Linked DNA regions of Homo sapiens: region 2 is linked to region 1. Evidence: read pairs that join two places in POLR2A ChIA-PET (ENCODE). Cell type or tissue: B cell. All regions are shown on one strand.

The links. ChIA-PET counts read pairs that join two places held together with the same protein. Peaks named below come from ENCODE experiments on the same cell type or tissue, not always from the same donor. Only the 100,000 strongest peaks of a DNase experiment are listed, where the experiment ranks them.
Region 2: POLR2A ChIA-PET joins it to region 1 with 6 read pairs; 15 of 35 experiments call an interaction of 5 or more read pairs at or near these places.

The regions. Positions count from the first base shown.
Region 1 is chr14:68,353,984-68,356,483 of GRCh38, reverse strand. The region is part of intron 8 of RAD51B (RAD51 paralog B); the gene reads right to left. Among named protein-coding and RNA genes, the nearest start is that of RAD51B-AS1, 330 kb to the left of the region's middle. In B cell, no CTCF peak of the experiment used is centred here; no DNase peak of the experiment used is centred here.
Region 2 is chr14:68,797,969-68,800,468 of GRCh38, reverse strand. No RefSeq gene overlaps it. Among named protein-coding and RNA genes, the nearest start is that of ZFP36L1, 6.2 kb to the right of the region's middle. In B cell, no CTCF peak of the experiment used is centred here; no DNase peak of the experiment used is centred here; H3K27ac peaks cover 1,749 bases.

The DNA.
Region 1 (2,500 bases):
TTTTAATAGAGTAGAGTGTAAACATAACTTTTTTTTTTTTTTTTTTTTTGAGACGGAGTCTCGCTCTGTCGCCCAGGTTGGGGTGCAGTGACACAACCTCGGCTCACTGCAAGCTCCGCCTCCTGGGTTCACGCCATTCTCCCGCCTCAGCCTCCGGAGTAGCTGGGACCACAGGCGCCCGCCACTGCACCCGGCTAATTTTTTTGTATTTATTTAGTAGAGACGGGGTTTCACCCTGTTAGCCAGGATAGTCTCGATCTCCTGACCTTGTGATCCGCCCACCTCGGCCTCCCAAAGTGCTGGGATTACAGGCGTGAGCCACCGCGCCCGGCCAACATAACTTTTATATGCACTGGGAAACCAAAAAATGTATTTCACTTTATTGCAATATTTACTTTATTGCAATGGTCTGGAACCATGTCTACAATATCCTCAAGATATGGCTATATAACCTGGGAGATAATTAGACAAATTTGGAAATCTGGATGTAAAAGAATGTTTACTGCAATTTTTAAATGATAGTAAGCAATATAAAAAAACCTAAATGAATAATAATTGGGAAATGCATAAATGGATAATAGCACAGCTGTTTAATGGAATATTATATACTGTCACTATAATTAATGGTGTCATTATTTATGGACATAGAGTTGTCCACAATGAGAAAGTACACTCTTGTTTTCTAACAATGGCACATGGAAGTATAATATGCACATTCTGAGAGTGATCTGGAGAGTTGCTCACCAAAATGTTATTTCTCTCAGCAGTAGGATTTAAATTGACTTTTCCATTTTTCCTTTGTACTTTTAGTCATTTTAAAACTAGAAAACAATAATAACAATAATTCTATTTTCACTTTGGTAGAAAAAAAAACCCAAACCACTGAACCAATCTCCAGCTGTGACCAGCAAGTCTCATGAATTTTATTCAGTCCGGTTCCAGGGAGGTATTTACCAGAATGACAACCATGGCCAACTGATATTAGAAAGAGTTTATTAATATCAGGAATAGATGGGCGAGATTAAATTGGAGAATCTAATAGACCCAAAACCCCAGTTCCACTTTACTTTCTGTTGTTTCCAAAATCAGAATGAAGCCAGTAACAAAATGAGGAGCTAAACGTTTTAGGCAAATCTTTTTGCATTCCAGGTAACATTAAGGTGAATTCTAAAATGCTCAATCTATTTTGAGGATATTGGAGCTAACCTACCACTCAATAAAATTTGTATTAATGTTTTCTTTATGAAACTCAAAGAGTTAACAAACAAATATGTCTCCAAAAAATAGGCAACATAAGAAATGGGACATAAAAAATACATCTGTACTAGTCCCACCAAAGCAAGAGTGCCATCTCTACAGTATGGGAGCTCCCATTGGGCGGCTGCCTATATCCCTCCAGTGACAAGATGGGGTTCTTTTTACTGTGCATCACGGTCCCCTCTACAGCCAGAGAGCTTACTCACTAGAGTTCTTCCTAAAAAGCCTGAAGGTACTCGGATAGTACCCTAATACTGGGATTATCTTCTCATTTCACAGAAAGGGAAATCGAGTCACAATGAGGCCAAGAGGCTTAAACTTGGCATTTCAGACCTCAGAGCTTGAAATGGGGCTCCCACGTCAAAATTCTGTCCTGAGTCCACTACTTCTTTTTGCTACTTGAATCATGAGCAAGCCGAGAGGCTAGCCCAGGGCTTCCCAAGGGTTACCTTTCCCACCTAAATGTATAAACTCTTTGGATTCTTAATAATTAAAAAAAAAAAATTAAAAAATAAATCTTTTGTAGAGACAGATTTTGCTTTGTTGCCCAGGCTGGTCTTGGACTCCCAGACTCAAGTGATCCTCCCAACTTCGTCTCCTAAAGTTCTGGGATTACAGGTGTGAGCCACCACACCTGGCCAATTCTTTTGATGTTTAAGCTTGTAAGCATGCAGAAGTGACAAACTTCATTTTACTCGTTTAAAACATTATTGGGGCCAGGCGCGGTGGCTCACGCCTGTAATCCCAACACTTTGGGAGGCTGAGGTGGGTAGATCACGAGGTCAAGGGATCGAGACCATCCTGGCTAACATGGTGAAACCTCGTCTCTACTAACAGTAAAAATTAGCTGGGCGTGGTGGTGTGTGCCTGTAGTCCCAGCTACTCTGGAGGCTGAGGCAGGAAAATCGCTTGAACCTGGGAGGTGAAGGTTGCCGTGAGCCGAAATCGTGCCCTTGCACTCCAGACTGGCAACAGAGCGAGACTCCATCTCAAAAAAAAAAAAAAAAAAACCAAAAAACCAAAAACCAAAAAACATTATTGGAAGACACAAAAGTTCTTATAATATACACACCACCTATATAGCACCACAAAGAACAGTGACCATATGACTATAGCTCCTTTTTCTAATGTTCTTTACTACTTTACAAGTAATCTCTTTGTCGAGAAAACATTGCTATCGTCAACAGTTCTAAAATGTCTTTGTTTCATGGAAGTGGTGATGAGAAAGGATCATATGCTTGCT
Region 2 (2,500 bases), 440 kb before region 1:
ACTTGGTAGCCATCTCGGTTATCTAATTGACTGCTGTGGTATCACAGCACCTGTGTTCAAGGAATCTTTATTTTACTTAATAATGGCCCCAAAATGCAAGAGTAGTGATGCTGGCAATTTGGAGAGAACAAAGCAGTAAACTGCTTCAAGTGAAAAGGTGAAAATTCTCAACAAGGAAGAAGAATCATATGCTTATATTGCTAGGATCTATAGTATGAATGAAACTTTTATCCATGAAATTCTGAAGGAAAAAAAATGTCATAGTACATGCAGGGTTCAGTACTATCCCTGGTTTCCAGCATCTACTGGGGGTCTTGAAACATATCCTGTGTGGATAAAGGAAGGACTACTGTAGTTGTAGTATAGAAAGAAAATGTACCAAAGAAAATGAGAAAGGAATTTAAATGTTTCACTATGGAAAATCAAGTAACACAAAATAAGATAGTAGTATAGAAAAATGAGGAACAATACAACTCTAAGGCATCTAGAAAACGAATAACAGAATGACAGAATTAAGTCCCTTCTCATCAGTAGTTACTTTAAATGTTAATTAAGTGCCCCAATCAAAAGACAGTGATTGGCAGAATGGATAAACAAAAAACCTGATCCAACTATATGTTGCCTACAAAAGACTGACTTTAGATCTAAAGACACAAACAGATTGAAAGTACAAGGACAGAAAAAGATATTTCATGCAAATAGTAACCAAAAGAGAGCAGGAATGGCTATACTAATATTAGACAAAATAGACTTTAAATCAAAAAAGGTTACAACTGGCCAGGCACGGTGGCTCATGCCTGTAATCCCAGCACTTTGGGAGGCTGAGGTGGGTGGATCACGAGGTCAGGAGATCGAGACCATCCTGGCCAACATGGTGAAACCCCGTCTCTACTAAAAATAGAACAATTAGCTGGGTGTGGTGGCGCATGCCTGTAATCCCAGCTACTGAGGAGGCTGAGGCCGGAGAATCGCTTTAACCCAGGAGGTGGGGGTTGCAGTGAGCAGAGACCGCGCCACTGCACTCCAGCCTGGTGCCAGAGCAAGACTCCGTCTCAAAAAAAAAAAAAAAAAAAAAAGGTTACAAGAGACAAGGACATTATATATTAATAAAATGCTCAATATAGCAAGAAGATAGAACAGTTATATACATTTATGCACCTAACAACAGACCATGAAAAATATAACACTTTCAGAAGGTAACAAAAAATCTTAATGACCTGGGGTTAGGCAAAGATTTCTGAGCTGTGACACCAAAAGCATGACCCACAAAAGGTAAAACTGATAAATTAGACTTCATTAAAATGAAAAACTTTTGCTGTGTGAAAGATCCTTTGCTTGGAGAGTTAAAAGATAAGGTACAGACATGAGAAGATATTTGCACGTCACATAAGCAACAAAGGAACTTTATATATCCAGAATATGTAAAGAACTCTCAAAACTCAACAGTAAGAAAATGACCAACTAAATGACCCAACTAAAAAATAGGCAAAAGGTTTGAATAGACACTTCACCAAAAAGTATATGCAGATGGAAAATAAGCATATGAAAAGATGTTCAACATCATTAGCCATTAGAGGAATGCAAACTAAAACCACAGTGTGAGACTACCACATACCTATTAGAATGACTAAAACAAAAAAACAGTAATACTGTTAAGTGCTGGTGAGGATGTGGAGCTAGTGGAAACTCTCATATGTTGTTGTTGGAAATGCAAAATAGTATAGCCACTCTGGAAAATGATTTGGCAGTTTTGTATTAATTTCAACATGCAGTTACCATATCACCCAGAAATCTCACTCCTAGTTATTTACCCTAGAGAAATGAGAATTTGGCCAGGTGCAGTGGCTCACGCCTGTAATCCCAGCACTTTGGGAGGCCGAGGTGGGCGGATCCCGAGGTCAGGAGATCGAGACCATCCTGGCTAACACGATGAAACCCCATCTCTACTAAAAATACAAAAACAAAATTAGCTGGGCGTGGTGGTGGGCACCTGTAGTCCCAGCTACTCGGGAGGTTGAGGCAGGAGAATGGCGTGAACCTGGGAGGCGGAGCTTGCAAGTGAGCCAAGATTGTGCCACTGCATTCCAGCCTGGGCGACAGAGCGAGACTCGAAAAAAAAAAAAAAAGAGAAATAAGAACTTGTGTTCACACAAAAACCTGTACATGAGTGTTTATTGAAACTTTATTCATAATGGCCCAAAGCTAGAAATAATCCAATGCCCTTCAACAGGAAAATGGATAAACTATTGTATAAGCACACAGTGAAATACTATTTATCAATAAAAAGGAATGAACTATTGATACATGCAACAACATGGTTAAATATCAAAGGCATATACTGCGTGAAATCAAACATACAATATGATTCCATTTGTATGACATTCTGGGAAAGACAAAATTGCAATGATAGAGAACAGATCAGTGGATGTCAGGGACTAGAGATGGAGAAAGTATGAATGCAAAGGGATAGTATGAGGGAGTTTTTGAGGGGTAATGGAAC